3 separate regions of the Mus musculus genome follow, and all the other regions are linked to region 3. The links are chromatin loops, found by intact Hi-C in ENCODE. Cell type or tissue: heart. All regions are shown on one strand. Links, peaks and the distances in the headings refer to the core of each region. The heading gives the core; the rest is flanking DNA. Region 1 holds the start of Coil (coilin). Region 2 holds the start of Scpep1 (serine carboxypeptidase 1). Region 3 overlaps Scpep1os (serine carboxypeptidase 1, opposite strand).

What was found. Hi-C counts contacts between places; a loop is a spot of excess contacts. Peaks named below come from ENCODE experiments on the same cell type or tissue, not always from the same donor. Only the 100,000 strongest peaks of a DNase experiment are listed, where the experiment ranks them.
Region 1: it touches region 3 in a loop (2.3-fold over the local background); 8 of 42 quality-filtered maps call a loop at or near these places.
Region 2: it touches region 3 in a loop (2.6-fold over the local background); 16 of 42 quality-filtered maps call a loop at or near these places.

What each region holds. Positions count from the first base shown.
Region 1 is chr11:88,971,079-88,976,400 of GRCm38, reverse strand. Coil (coilin) reads right to left here and starts at 2,466. Exons shown (of 7, transcript NM_016706.2): 1 at 2,199-2,466. The coding sequence starts at 2,452. It also overlaps the pseudogene 2210409E12Rik. In heart, for the core only: CTCF peaks have their summits at 2,338 and 2,545; a DNase peak (open chromatin) is centred at 2,470; H3K4me3 peaks cover 1,382 bases; H3K27ac peaks cover 1,053 bases.
Region 2 is chr11:88,952,645-88,957,966 of GRCm38, reverse strand. It overlaps Scpep1 (serine carboxypeptidase 1), which reads left to right and starts at 2,525. Exons shown (of 13, transcript NM_029023.3): 1 at 2,525-2,673. The coding sequence starts at 2,598. In heart, for the core only: a CTCF peak has its summit at 2,460 (motif pointing right); a DNase peak (open chromatin) is centred at 2,516; H3K4me3 peaks cover 1,416 bases; H3K27ac peaks cover 1,529 bases.
Region 3 is chr11:88,906,392-88,911,713 of GRCm38, reverse strand. It overlaps Scpep1os (serine carboxypeptidase 1, opposite strand), which reads right to left. Exons shown (of 5, transcript NR_045955.1): 2 at 5,046-5,240. Among named protein-coding and RNA genes, the nearest start is that of Scpep1os, 3.1 kb to the right of the region's middle. In heart, for the core only: a CTCF peak has its summit at 3,019 (motif pointing left); DNase peaks (open chromatin) are centred at 1,853, 2,163 and 2,993.

The DNA.
Region 1 (5,322 bases), core at 1,108-3,607, 65 kb before region 3:
ACCACCAGGGCTAGCTGCAACCCAGCTCTCTATCTCCCTGGACTGAGCCCAGGGCCTCAGGCATCCTAGCCAGGAAGGCACTCATTCACTTACTGAGTGACATTCTCAGGCCCACAGAGGTAATGTCTTTCCAGGCCCAATTGTCCAGTTGAGGCATTTAGGAGAAACCTCCCTGTCATCTGCTGCAATTACTGCTTGTAACCGTTGTTTCACCGTTGTTTTTTACATCATTACAAGAGTGTAATTCATGGGTGATTCATTAATTTAAGTAGTAACTGTAGCCAGCAGCAAGCTATTAAGTCATTAGGCAGGGTACCTTTCAGGGAGTGAATTTAACAGGTGGGGGACACAGCCCTCTCTCTTGTTTAAATAGCCTTTAAAGGGCACTGGGGAATGAGCTTACTTCTGTCAGTAAGAGGGGAAAAGAGGCTTGGCTGCCTGGAGTCAGCAGCAGGCAGACCTCCAAAGCTCAAGGCCAGCCTCCTCGTCTACACTAAGAGAACTTGCCTCAAAAAAGAAAGGGAGCGAGAGAAAGGGGAGGAGTTGGAGAAGGTGGAAGAAGAGGGGAAGGGAAGGGAGAGAAGGGGAGGGGAAGAGAGGAGAGAAGAGAGGAGGAGAGGTTTGAAATTTGGACTATTTCAAGTTGCCACCTGAAGCAGAATGATTAACAAATCATAGTATTCCTGACTTAAGTATTCCTGATGCAAAGATATGGTCAGTGTTTCTAATTAATTTCCCTGATGTTCTGAAGAAATTTTGCAAATGTGGCACTCTCGACAGAAAGCAACACTAAACAAAGGCAAGCAAGAAATAGCCTGCTTTATAATTCCATTTTTTTGGGTTTTTTTTTTTTTTTTTTTTTTGGTTTTTCGAGACATGGTTTCTCTGTATAGCCCTGGCTGTCCTGGAACTCACTTTGTAGACCAGGCTGGCCTCGAACTCAGAAATCCACCTGCCTCTGCCTCCCAAGTGCTGGGATTAAAGGCGTGCACCACCACGCCAGGCCTATAATTCCAAATTTAACTCACCGCAGCGGAAGCTTAGAGGTGTGGTTGGAAGTGGTGGGACCATAGACTATATCAGTATGTATGCCAACTGGTATGACCAATCGCATCAGCCCGCCATCTGAGACAACTAAGCCACCTGCCAACTAGTCACACTGTAGTCGCTCCTGGATACTCACTTCAGTGACAACGATTAAATTCTCCTTCTTGTTGTTTTGAGACAGGTTTCTCTACCCAGCCCTCACGAGGGTGGCTTCAAATTCAGAGATCTGCCTGCCTCTGCCTTCTGAGAGTTAGGATACAAGGTGTACGCCACCTCCACTCGGGCCTCTCTCTCTCTCTCTCTCTCTCTCTCTCTCTGTCTCACATTTGTTTCTTTTGTTTTCCAAGACAGGGTTTCTCTGTGTAGCCCTGGCTGTCCTGGAACTCACTCTGCAGACTAGGCTGACCTCAAACTCAGAAATCCACCTGCCTCTGCCTCCCGACTACTGAGAGTAAAGGCGAGCGCCACCACGCCCAGCCTGATTTTACCTTTTTTCTTTTTTAAACAGCTCTCACATATGCCAGGCTGACCTATGTAGCCAAGGATACTTTGAACTCCTGATCCTCCTGTCTGTCTTCACCTCCTCAGTGCAGGGATTCCTGGTTAGCCAGCTGGGAATCAAATCTAGGGCTTTGAGATGCAAGCAGTCAAGCTACTGAAACACACAGCCTTCTGTGTGACACGTGAAACGCATTCCGATACCAATTGGATGGGACCCAATGACACCTGAATGAGACACAGAAATCCACCAGAAGTGGACACTGCCAAGGCGCTAAGGTGGGCCATTCCATACATTACTCAGAAAACATCTCTGCTTCCTGCCTGCAAGTGCAGCCCAGAGAAGGCGGGTCTGTGGCATATTTGCGCCATGCACACTGCACACAGAGCCTGGCAGAGTGAGTACTGGCCCTGCTCTTGAGCACCGGAGCTGCTCCAAGTTTAGTCCCCCTGAAATGAGAAGCGTCCCGGGGAACCCGGGGAAGGATGCTCCATCCTGGGCTGGACCACTCAGGATCTCGCGAACCTGCCTTTCCGCAGCTGGCTAGCTCGCTACCCGGATCCTGCATCCTGCGGTCCAGCAAGCGCCCCCCACCCGCACCCGCACCCCGAGCCGCGCGCCCCCACCCCCACCCCCGCGCGCTCCCGCGCACCTGAGGCTGTCGTTGTCTCTCACCAGGCGCGCGCTCTCGGCAGGGGGCAGCAGCCCCCCTTCCAGATAGAGGCCCAGGAGCGCCCCGGAACTGAAGCCGAAGCGCTGGCGGATGAGACTGATGAGATCCGTGACAACTCGACATCTGTTCAGGTCCACCAGAAGCCAGAAGACCGTGCAGTGTGGAGTGGCCGGCGGCGGGTAGTCAAATTGAAGCCGTAGCCTAACCGTCTCGGAGGCTGCCATCTTGCTCATGCTCGACGGAAGCCGAGAGGTTCCAAGGGCTTTCGCAGCGGCGTGGTCCGGCGGCCCGCCCCCAGCAGCAGCTAGCGTGCGCCGCCTGGGGGCGCAAGTAGGTCTGTAAGGCTCCCCTCGCGAGCTCCCCATTCTTTCTCAGGGCTGAACATACATGCAAGTTGACTGTCAGGATAGCTGCTACGATATCGGTTCGTGTAATTAAACAGAAACAAACCAAAAATCTATAAAATTAATAAGCAGCAAGCCTGACTCGAACCCCTGTAATAGGTTTTTACTTTTCTACCAAAAAGGTCAGGAAAGCACCAAATTGTGGTGCGTGTCCAAGCAGAAAATGAGACATTCTCGTGATGCGAGACTTAAAGTTCTCATAAGACTGTTTAAAACTCACACACACACGTCCTTGGGGGCCTCAGGGAGTTCAGTGTGTCCTCTGTCCCTGACCAGATCAAGTGCTTTCCTCATCTTGAGGCAGAACAGTATTCTGAAAGTGTTGACGGTCCAGAGAGTCAGAAAGCTAAATAAATAGGAAGATTTTCTTTAAAAGATTTATTTATTATATATAAGTTACACTGTAGTTGTCTTCAGACACTCCAGGTGGTGCCTAGGTACCCAGAGAAGACACTCAGGAACCACACCATTCACTCCAGAGCCTGCTGTTCCCGACCAGTCCTGCCTGTAGCAGGCCCTATCATCCCAGAGGGAATCATCCCCTACGGACGCCCTGTTCTAGCTTTGTTCCTTTCTCCTCAGGGATGGCTGCTGCTGGCTGCTGGCTGCTGGCCACCTCCAGTCGAGAGGTAGAATACAGTATGACGCGAGAGCAGTATTTGTGCTTTTAGGGTTATTTAATATTTATTTTAAAAGACAGCCAATTTATTTATTTATTTTCAACTAGAGAATGGGTCTCTAGGTCTCTAGGAATTGGCTGTGGGGCCCTCACTGCACATCTTGTTCCTTAGCACTGTTTCCAGAATCCTTCCTCACGTCTGGAAGAGGTGGAGGAAAAGATTAGGGGTGGATCTCCAGGCCTTCAAAGACATCTCCTGTTCTGAAGGCCAGGCCCACTGTGGCTGGGGTCTCTGGCCTTGCTACCTGAAAAGTGAAGCCACATTCCCTCAGAGTTTTCATCTCATCAAGGAGCTGGTTGTCCTTGAACAGCAGCTGCTCCTCAGGAGGCCTCTTCATGATGCCCTCAATGATGCGCTTGAGCTCCCACACCGTGCTTGACTCCTTGGCATCAGTGAAGATGGTGGTCTTCTTGTGTCGGATCACAAGAAACACAAACAACCCTGTGTCTGCTTGTGACTCCATGCACCTCACTGGACCTGAGAAGTGTCAACAACAGACTTTAAGTCTTTTCATTGCTCTGGGGCTGAGTTTCTCTGACCCTGACAGGAAAGGCTGGTTTCAATTGGATATCTGCACCTGCAGGAGGCCTCTTAGGGTGTTGTTAATCTGAATTCATTAGTCTAATGCTGGTCTTTGCCCCACCTTATGCATATTGCAGAGGGCTGAGGCCTTCTGGATTATTTCTAGGAATAAACAAAACAGATTCTAGGAACACCTACCCTATAATCCCTTTCCAAATGCCCTTGCTTACCACAGTTAAGACATCTGACAGTTTGATTTTTTTTCTTAAGACTTTTAGAATTTACTATCAGATTAGCATCATAAATGTGAGATCCAATATCTCTAATCTATTCTATTGGTGCTGATGGTGCCTAATCATCCTTTTGCATTCTGAACTAGCGTTTTCAAAAGCCAAGGATTCAATTAATATTTTTCTGACTTCTCTTTACAACTGAAGTCAATCTTTGCAAAAATCAGGGAAGGCTGCTTTGGGGCCTTGTGTATTTTAAGGAAAAGACTCACACCTTTCTTGGTTCTTCAACCTCATCTCAAGCATTAAAAAGCTGCTAAATGACATAGCATCAAAATGTGATCATCAAATTCAAGCTGCCTTTCTAAATCTTTGTTGTTGTTGTTGTTGTTTGTTGTTGTTTTGTTTTGTTTTTTCAAGACAGGGTTTCTCTGTGTAGCCCTGGCTGTCCTGGAACTCACTTTGTAGACCAGGCTGGCCTCGAACTCAGAAATCCTCCTGCCTCTGCCTCGAGAGTGCTGGAATTAAAGGCGTGCGCCACCATGCCAGGCTGAGGTTGGTTTTCTAATAAGCTTGAGCCAGCCCCTTTCAGTTTCATCATGTGACTGGCAGAGTGGCAAGTTCTTTCCTAAATTCCTCAATCTGTGTCTCACTGGTTTTCCTAGGTCTTTCTAAGGGTTTTTTAAATTTCTGAAGTCTGTGTCCAAGTATTTTTCTTATTCTCCTTTTCAGTCTAATTTTCCTGCTTCTGCTTGGATCTTATCAATCCAGTGTTTTTTGAGCAGGTACAGAAAGCCATGATGGCTATTAAGAATATAGTATAAGGGGCTGGAGAAATGGCTCAGCAGTTGAGAGCACTGACTGCTCTTCCAAAGGTCCTGATTTCAAATCCCAGCAACCACATGGTGGCTCACAACCATTCGGAAGGAAATCTGATGCCCTCTTCTGGAGTGTCTGAAGACAGCTACAGTGTACAGATACATGCCTGGTCTCCTGTACAATGATTTTGACAATGCTATTTACTTATTTTGTAGTGCTAGAGAGTGAACAAGGGGCCCTGTACACGTCAGGGGAGCACCACACCACTGAAAGACATTCCCCCAGCCTGGCTACTTGATAAAGAAAAAGCAAATAGCCGGATATAGTGGCGCGCACCTTTAATCCCAGCATTTGGGAGGCAGAGGCAGGCAGATTTCTGAGTTCGAGGTCAGCCTGGTCTACAAAGTGAGTGCCAGGACAACCAGGGCTACACAGAGAAACCCTGTCT
Region 2 (5,322 bases), core at 1,367-3,866, 47 kb before region 3:
AATGGCTTCCCTTCTAAGCACAAAGGGACAGGAGCAAGAAACCCAGTGACTTTGAGGGGAAACACTCCAGAGAACCCTAGTGTCCAAGCAGGAATGGCTGACATCTCAGTGGCTGGAAGATGTTCTTCCTGCCAATTCTAAGGTCCAATGCCAGGCGTGTTGGCACACGCCTTTAATCCCAGCACCTGGGAGGCAGAGGCAGGCGGATTTCTGAGTTCGAGTCCAGCCTGGTCTACAAAGTGAGTTCCAGGACAGCCAGGGCTATACAGAGAAACCCTGTCTCAAAAAAACAACCAACCAACCAACCAACCAAAAAAAAAAAAAACAAAAAACAAAAAACAAAAAAAACAAAAAGAACCCCAAATAAACAAACAAACAAAAAAGCTAATCTTTTCTATATTTTATTATGAAAAAATCCAAACATAGAAAATTTGAACTTTTTTGCTGCAAAACACTCTGTGGCTCATAGTCTACCACTAATATCAAACTACAATACTTTATTTTTATCTATTCATGTATTCATTCTTTCTCTTGAGATGGAGGTCTTGCTCTGCAGCCCAGGTTAGAGAAAAACCTCATGGAAATTCTTTAGCTGCAGGCTTCTGAGAACAAGGCACATAGTACAGCCTCTGGTGGTTAAGTGTGTTTGGCTCTGATCATAAAGAACATGGAAAGCTGGGCGTGGTGGCGCATGCCTTTAATCCCAGCACTCGGCAGGCAGAGGCAGGCGGATTTCTGAGTTCGAGGCCAGCCTGGTCTACAGAGTGAGTTCCAGGACAGCCAGGGCTATATAGAGAAACCCAGTCTTGAAAAAAAAAACAAAAAACAAAAAACAAAAACAAAACCAAAAAAAAGGCTAGATTTTTCAGGCATTTGGCCCCACTCATGTTGGAGCAGGAGAAAAGTAGACAGCAGACTCCCACTTCTCTGCAGCCCTGCCCTCAGTGGCAACGTAGGACACAGGATACGCACTACACTTTCTAGAAGCTATAAAATCTACAGGTTGCAAAGAAAAACATTTCTGCTGATGCATAGGAGGCATGGGGGAGGATAAAAACCTGAGTCAGGGACACATTCTTTGTTCTTGCTTTCTTTTGTGAGTTTGTTATCTTAAAACAAAGTTTGCAGAGACAAAAGTCACTTCCAGGTAGCTCTTGCTGTTGCTTGGCTCTGTGAGGTGACTCAGTACCCCTAAAATATTCCGTAAAATAAAAATTTATCTTCAGACAGACATATCATACACACACACCTCTGCAGTCCATGTTTTCTTCAAATTCCTCTCCACAAGCCCTTGATACCTTCTTTTAAATAACTGCTTTGAAGATAGTATATCACACACAGTGATGTTGACCATGCTATCAAGAGAGAAAAAGTCCACTTTTTTTTTGCTGTGTTTAAAATACATAACCAAAAGTTATAGGATCTATATAGTAATTTTTTATGAATTACTAGTATATTAATGACACATGTGATTTGATAATAATATTTTCGATTCACTTTATCTATGTGAGCGTTTTGCCTGCAGGCTTATATATGCATCATATGTATGCTTGAGGAAGTGCCAGATCCCCTGGATCATGAGATGTGGAGTTCTGAATCTGTACGCCACCATGTGGGTCTTGGGAACCAAACTTGGGTCCTTTGGAAGAGCAACAATGCCCTTAACCCCTGAGCCACCACTTCAAAGTAATGGGTTTCTGAAAATAGAATCTAGACTCTTTCTTTCTCTCTTCTTTTCTTTCTTTCTTTCTTTCTTTCTTTCTCTCTCTCTCTCTCTCTCTCTCTCTCTCTCTCTCTCTTTTTCTTTCTTTCTTTCTGTTTTTTTTTTTTTTTTTTTTTTTTTTTTTTTTTGAGACAGGGTTTCTCTGTGTAGCCCTGGCTGTCCTTGAACTCACTCTGTAAACCAGGCTGGCTTGGAACTCAGAAATCCACCTGACTTTGCCTCCCAAGAGCTGAAATTAAAGGTGTGCGCCACCACTGCCCAGCTCTAGTCTTAAAAGACCTGCTGGTTCGTGCTTTAATCTGACTTCATCTTTTCAGATGCAATTTTTTAAAATTCTAGGCCTGAGACTATGGAGATGGCTCAGTAATTTAAGAGCACTTGTTGGTTTTCCAGAGGACTCAAATTCAGTTCCCAGCATCTGCACCGGCCACTCAAAAAGCCCTGTAACCCTAGCTCCAGAGAAACCCACTCCTTCTGCATAAACCCACACATGTGGCATATACATTCATACACACATATGCACATAAAATAATAAAAACAAGTCTTAAAAGATAAAACATAAGCCTTTTGTCGGAGAAGACAAACACGGGCCGGGCTGAGGGGATGGTGGTTATCCAGTTGTAGTTTTCTCAATTCTTCCCTACTTAGTAACCAAGGTCAGATGACATATTAACTGCCTCCTTTGTAGCACCTCCCTCGAGAGCCCTTTGTAGGAGGTCCTGGGTGGGTCCGACCGGCAGAGGGAGCGCGGAATCCTTAGGAGTGTCAGGGCCCACTTAGGCTCCGCCCCTGACTCCGCCCAGTCCCCGCGCAAGCCGTCACGCGATGGCCTTTGGCTCCTGCCTGTTGCTGATGTTGCGGCGGGGTTTTCATCATGGAGCTCTCGCGGCGGATCTGTCTCGTGCGACTGTGGCTGCTGCTCCTATCGTTCTTACTGGGCTTCAGCGCGGGTAGGTTCGTGAGAAAGACGCACCAACGGTGGGTGCCTCCTTCTCGAATTTGTTGATGCGTTCGCGTTTTTCTTTTTCTTTTTTTTAAAACACATTTCTTTCTCCCGCTTCTTCCCTTGAGAAATTTATATTGTTTCTGAACCTCTTAATTTTTATTTGTGTCTTAATTCAAAGTGCCTTTTCCTGCCCCTTCCTGATGCAGGGTGATTCCTGGAGATGGAAGTGTTTGTACAGAAACGTATGGTTTCAGGAAATTGCTGATGAGTGAGACTTCACGGTCTAAAGGCCACCTCCCCTTTCTCCTGTGGTTAGCTGCCTAGTGACGTTTTAGGGTCATTTGATTGAGCTGAGATTGGAGGCCAAAGAGACCTCTACAAATCCTTGCTTTGAAACAAAGCCTGCCACCTCTGCTGGTTTAGAAGAGACAAAATATCAGCTGACTGCTCTGGCCTATTTTTGGGCAAAAAAGAATTTTGTTTTGTGGAATGACTTGCAAATTGGCACATTTTCTTTCTTTCTTTTCTTCTCGTTTTTTTCCTTTTTTTCTTTTTGTTTGTTTTTCCAGACAGGTTTTTTTCTGTGTAGCCTTGGCTGTCCTGGAACTCTCTCCATAGACTAGGCTGGCCTCGGACTCTTACCTACCAAGTGTCTGGATTAACTCTCACTTTATTAAAGGAAAAAAATATATTTTGTCTTGCCTCCATGTCTGTCTGTGTACTACTTGTATGCCTGGTGCTCTGAGAAGTCAGAAGAGGGCTTTGGATCTCAGGAAAGCGAAGGTACAGAAGTTGTGAGCTGCCATGTGAATTCTGGGAATTAAACCCAGGTCCTCTGGAAGAGCAAGACAGTGAGAAAGTGATCTTACCAGCTGAGCCATCTTTCCAGCCTTTTAATTTAATTTCTTTCTTTCTTTCTTTCTTTTTTAATTTGTTTTGTGAGTGTCAAAGGGTGTGTGTGTGTGTGTGTAGTCAGAGGACAACACGGAGAAGTCAGTTTTTCTATGATGTAGCTCCCTGTGACTGAACTAAGGGTGCCAGGCTTGGTGGCCACTGTCTTTTATCTCCTGAGTCATCTCACCACCCCTGATTTTCAGTCTTTTTTTTTTTTTCAAAGATTTATTTATTTTATGTATATGAGTACACTGTAGCTGTGCAGATAGTTGTGAGCCATCGTGTGGTTGTTGGGAATTGAACTCAGGACCTCTGCTCGCTCCATCCAGCCCTGTTCACCCCATCCCAAAGATTTATTTATTATTATATGTAAGTACACTGTAGCTGTCTTTAGACACGCCAGAAGAGGGTGTCAGATCTCATTACAGATGGTTGTGAGCCATCACTTTCAGCACTTGGGACTTGAACTCAGGACCTCTGGAAGAGCAGTCAGTGCGCTTAACCACTGAGCCACCTCTTCAGCCCCACCCCTTATGTTTTAACAGGAGTTTGTACCAGGGAAGGGAGAAAAACACCAGGGTTTACATTATGAGGGACTTGAGCCTTATCAGTCATTTCCAAGGGAACTCTAATTTCATGTTATTTTATAGATACAGCCACACCCGTAATTTTTCAGCCTGTTTTTCCTTAGATGCATCCCCACCCTGACATTGCGTACATGTGTGCATGTGTGTGTGTGTGTGTATAGATATGGAGGTCAGAAGAGAACCCCATGTGTTGACCCTCAGGAATTATCTACCTTCTTTTTTGAAAGACAATAATTTTCTCTGGTCTGCAACACCAAGTAGGCCAGACTGGCTGACCAGAAAGCCCCAGAATTCCCCTGCCTCCAGCCCTGGGATATTGAGCACAAACACAGCTAGAGATGGAGCTATGGCCTGTATGCCTCCGAGGTGAACACTCTATTGTCTGACCTGTTTTCTCAGTTTCACTCTTTGGTTTTCTTAATCTTCTTTCTCCTTCTATTTTTTTTTTCCATAAGTATTTTTTTTTTAAGATAGGGTTTCTTGTCCCCCCAGCTGGCCTGAAACTCACTGTGTGCTGAGGCTGGACGTGGACTCCTGATCCTCACTCCCTAGTCCCACGCTCACCCACCCCACTCCCCATGCCATCCACACACTTTGGCTGGGACTTGAACCCAGGGCTTGGCACAAGTCAGGCCAGATTCCACACCTGAGCTTTGCTCTCAGCCATTTTCTTTTACTGCTGGTCTTACTGTGTTGTGTTGTGTTGTGTTGTGATGTGTGTGTGTGTTAGTTGTGTGGTTTTATTTATTTATTTTTTATATGTAAGTACACTGTAGCTGTCTTCAGACACACCAGAAGAGGTAGTCAGATCTCGTTATGGATGGTTGTGAGCCACCATGTGGTTGGGATTTGAACTCAGGACCTTTGGAAGAGCAGTCTTACCTGCTGAGCCATCTCACCAGCCCCTAGTTGTGTGGTTTTGATATAGGGTCTCTCTATATAGCCCTGGCAGACCTATAACTCACTTCATAGACCGAACTGGCCCCACTGAACTCACAGATATCCATTTGCCTCTGCTTCTTAAGTTCTGGGATTAGAGAGGTGCACAAACACGCCCTACTGACTTCTCTTTGTGTGTATATCTTTCTTTTCCTTATGAGCACAATATACTGAGGTAGATGGATTACCTAAAGCATCAAGCACTGTCTGAATGGCCTGAGTGGCCATCTCCA
Region 3 (5,322 bases), core at 1,800-4,299:
CTTCCCCTGATATATCTATGCTTAGGCAATAGGTCGCTGGCCACTCAGCTCTTACATCTCACGAGGCTAGACTCATTGCACGGGATAGAGTGAGTGTGCTTCAGCAGCCCGAGAGAGTTGCACGGCTAAGCACTGCAGTAGAAAGGCTCTGCGGCATATATGAGCCTATTCTAGGGAGACACGTCATCTTTCATGAAGGTTCAGTGTCCTAGTTCCCTTCCCCCAGGAAAAACGACACGGGAGCAGGTCAGGGTTGCTCTGGGTAAAAGCCTGTGAGCCTAAGAGCTAATCCTGTACATGGCTCCTTTACCTACACACTGGGGATTTGACCTCTATCTCCACTCTCATTAGTTGGGTGGCCTATTTGCTCTTATTAAAAGGAAAGGGGGAGATGTTGGGAGCCGCCCCCACATTCGCCGTCACAAGATGGCGCTGACATCCTGTGTTCTAAGTGGTAAACAAATAATCTGCGCATGTGCCAAGGGTATTTTATGACTACTTGTACTCTGCCTTTCCCGTGAACGTCAGCTCGGCCATGGGCTGCAGCCAATCAGGGAGTGATGCGTCCTAGGCGAAATATAACTCTCCTAAATAGGGAAGGGGTTTCGGTTTTATTATTGAAGGGGCTTTCGTTTTTGGGGCTGGGCGCTGGGCGCTTGCCCTCCTGGCTCCAAAAGATGTAAGCAATAAAGTTTTGCCGCAGAAGATTCTGGTTTGTTGCGTCTTTCCTGGCCGGGCGCGTGAGAACGCTATTAAGAATGATAGTGATGGAAATCAAGCAGGTCAGCACGTGTCTGTAATTCTGTTACTAGGGTGATGGAGACTGGAACATTCCTAGGACTTGATACAACAGTCACTTTAGCTGAATCTGTGAGCTCTGGGTTCCTTGAGAGATCCTGCTCACACTGAGGTAGGTAAAGAGTCAGCGACGCAGCTCAGTGGTCAGTAAAGGCATCTACCACCGAGACGGATGACCCAAGTTCAATCCCCAGAACCTGCACGGTGGAAACAGAGTGTCCGCTGCCCTTCACCTGCATGCTGTGGCACACACACACACACACACACACACACACACGCACACACGCACACACACACACACGCACGCACGCACGCGCACACACACACACACACACCTCTCAAAAAAAAATTTAAATAAGGCAGGACGCAATCAACAAAGATACCCAATGTTAAGCTGAGGTCTCCACATGCACACAAGTGCAGGTGCATAACCCCCACTCCATACAAATACAAGTGCAGGTGCACCCACATATACAAGCACATACAACCATAGCGGGTGGAGGGGGATTGCACAGCTCTTCCCAGAGCCAGCATGACTGGGAGGACGCATGCCCAGCAGTGCCAGCATTCCACCACTGTATAAGAAGCTTTGGCTACATTCACCTGTGTGTAGGCTAAGGAAACGCCTGAAGTTCTAATTCCTTTTCAGGTTGGAGAGTTCCCTTCTAGAGCAATCGTCTCTAATAGGGCGATGACGTCCATACTCTTTTTTTTTTTTTTCCAGAGCTGAGGACCGAACCCAGGGCCTTGTGCTTGCTAGGCAAGCGCTCTACCACTGAGCTAAATCCCCAACCCCAACGTCTATACTCTTTGGGGGCAGAAAAGTCACGAATGTCACTTCGGTTTAATAGCTCTGTCTAAAGCCCCTGCAGCATGACATCCCATTTTGTTCTACCAGGTTAATTTGTCACCTTGCGTTCTTTCTTTAAACACCACCTGCCTGTTGCCGTAGCCCCTGGGAGCTGCCTTTTTTCCTGGCTCACTTTCCCTTTAAGGGTTGGAGCGGTTCAGCTGGCTAAGACTCAAGTGCCCTCTGGACGACTTGGCACAAGGTGAGGATTTTCCAACTTGGGAGAGAAAGAATGTTTGCCGGCGAAGGCTCTTCAAGGTAATTGCTCTCCTGGAATTGGTGCTGCTGCCTTCTGCAGCCTTTGGGGACAAATCCTTCTTGCTCCTGAAGGGGAGAAAACCACAGATGGGCAAACAGGGCTCTGGGATGAGACCTTTGAAACTAGTAACCTCTGGAGAGGAGGAAAGGGGGGGAAAGGCCAGTCCAGACAAAGGCACTGAACCACTGTTTGCCCCTGAGCAGCACTGGGCTGTGCTAACCCCATGGCCACAGAGGTCTTGAGGAAGAGTACTGGAGCAAGAGACCCACACTTCTGTGGAGAAAATGCATGGACTAAAAAATCCCACCCGGGCAGGGTGGTGGGTGGTACATGCCTTTAATTCCAGCACGTGGGAGGCAGAGGCAGGGGGATCTCTGTGAGTTTCAGGTCTACAGAGGGAGTTCCAGGCCAGCCAGGGATACATGGAGAAAAATTGTCTTGAAAAACCAAAGGGCTGGAGAGATGGCTCAGCAGTTAAGAGCACTGACTGCTCTTCCAGAGGTCCTGAGTTCAATTCCCAGCAACAACATGGTGGCTCACAACCATCCGTAATGAGATCTGATGTCCTTTTCACAACAGTGTGTCTGAAGGACACCCAAACCAACCCAAAATCCCACACTGGGGCTTCATGGAAAAACCAGGGTACAGGATGAGGAAGTATAGCAGCTAACAAGCTACAGTTCCCAGAGGTGTTCTGTGTGGGGGAGGAAAAGAAAGAAACAAAAGTCAGGTCTGAGCCACTTCCTTGCACTGAAGTGGAGCTAAGAGAGAGCTGGTGGGACAGCTTAGTCAGTAAAATGCTGGCCATTCAAGCATGAAGACCTGAGTCCAATCCCAGAACCATTTTTAAAAAAGCCAGACCTGACTGCACGTGTTACAGTCTCAATGCAGGAGAGGTAATGGCAGACAGCTCCCTGGGACTTGCTGGCCAGCCAACCTACCCTACTTAGTGCACTCTGGACCAATGTGAAACCCTGTATCAGAAAACTAGGTTTGGGACAGAGAGATTGCTCCAAAGTTAAGAGCACTTAAAGTTAAGAGTCTTTCATGGAACCAGAGTTCATTCAGTTTCCACTGGCTTGTATGTGCCTTAGGCTTAAGGGGATCTGCTGCCCTCTTCTGGCACCCACAGGTACACACATACATGTATGTACACCCATACATGGAGAGAGAGAGGGTGGGAGAGGGGGAGGGAGGGAGGGAGGGAAGGAGGAAGAGAGTCCATATAAATAGCTAAAACCAGAAAAACCAAGGTGACAGGTGATCCTGAGGAATAACACCTGATGTCATTTTCTTAGCGTCATTATGTGTGTACCTACAGTACAACCACATGAACACCCACACACATATATATGAACACGCAGGGAGTGCCAAGCAAACAGAGATAGGAGCTGGAGAGGTGGCTCAGTAGTTAAGAGCAAACACTGTTCTTCTAGGGGACCTGAGTTCTAACACACTGGGTAGCTTACATCTCCAGTTGCTCCTCCAGCTCTAGAGAATCCGATGCCCTCGTCTTGCCTCCGTAAACACTTTCATTCGCATGCACACACCCAAACACAAACATACACATGTAGGTAATTTATTTATTTATTTATTTATTTATTTATTTATTTATTTATTTATTATATGTAAGTACGCTGTAGCTGTCTTCAGACAGCACCAGAAGAGGGCATTAGATCTCATTACGGGTGGTTGCGAGCCACCATGAGGTTGCTGGGATTTGAACTTCGGACCTTTGCTCTTACCCACTGAGCCATCTCACCAGCCCCGGTAAGTTTTTAAAAAATATTTTTAATGGAGGGAGTGGGTTGAAAAGAAGCACAAACATGATATTGAAGTGTTTGAATTATAATAACAAATAAAATATTTTTAAAGTGCTTTCTTATTTGTTTGTTTATTATGTTGAGGATCAAACTCAGGGTCTAGTGTATACTGGTAAATGTTCTACCACTGAGCGCTCTCTCTTTCTCTCTCTTTCTCTCTCTCTCTCTCCCTCTCTCTCTCTCTCTGCCGGATGTCCCACCTTCTATTTCCTGCTTCAGCTAATAGGCACCATTAGCTTTTCATTGACTGCCGATGCTTCTACACAGCACACATAAGAGATCCTGTCTCGAAAAAAACCAAAAAAAAAAAAAAAAGAGAGAGATCCTGTCTACAACTATGAAGCCAGTGATGACCTTGAACTCCTGAGGACCCAGGCATGCAGCATCCTTCCTGGCTTGAAGCCGCTGTTTCCTGGCCCTTTCCTAAATCTGCTGTGGACACCTCGACCCAGTTTTTCTAGTTTCCCACTGCTGTGGTGTCGATGAGGGCATTCCTCCTAGAAAACAGAGCCTCAGTGCTGGCTTCTGCCTCCTGGTGATGTGGGGTAGGAAGCAAGAGGAAGTATAACACTCCAGTGGGGTGGCCATCTCAAGGAGAAGACAGCTATAGTTCTCTGGGGGCTACTGTGTGTGTAGGCTTGAAGCTGAGCTGAGGAGGAGCCCTTAATAAACAGGCCTACGGTGAGACATGAATAGGCCACTTGGCCCCAAAACTCAGGTTCTCTTTCTTTCTGTATTTATTTATTTATTTATTTATTTATTTTGGTTTTTTGAGACAGGGTTTCTCTGTATAGCCCTGGCTGTTCTGGAACTCACTTTGTAGACCAGGCTGGCCTCGAACTCAGAAATCCGCTTGCCTCTGCCTCCCGAGTACTGGGATTAATGTTTTTATTTTTTAATTTAATTTACCATCAGTGTAGGGGTGATACCTGTGTGTGCATGTGTCATATAGCCTGCACATGTAGATCAGAGGACAACTTGCAATAATTGGTTCTCCTCTTCCACCACGTAGATTCCTAGGATCAAATTCAGATCCTCAGGTCTATGTGGCAATTGCTTTTTCCACTGAGCCATTTTAAAGGCCCTTGTTATTTTTTTTTTTCTCCTGCCTCTGCCTCCTGGGTGCTGGGAGCAAAGGCATGAGCCACCCATGCCCTAAGGCCTCTCAATTCTTAATTATCTGTCCTTCCTCCTACTCTGGGTTCTGGAATGGCTATGTTCATTCATGCCCAGGCAGCTAGCTCCTGATTCTGGAAAGAATGGAGAACAGGGGGTAAGACATGAGGTTTGAGCAGATTCTGCGAGGTTATGGTACCTTTTGAAAAAGTAGTCTTGGACTGGCGAGATGGCTCAGCGGGTAAGAGCACTGACTGCTCTTCCGAAGGTCCTGAGTTCAAATCCCGGAAACCACATGGTGGCTCACAACCACCCATAATGAGATCTGACGCCCTCTTCTGGTGTGTCTGAAGTCAGCTACAGGGAGCGGAGTTGACCGGAGCAAGCAGAGGTCCTAAAATTCAAATTCCCAATAACCACATGAAAGCTCACAACCACCTGTATAGCTACAGTGCACTCACATACATAAAATAAAT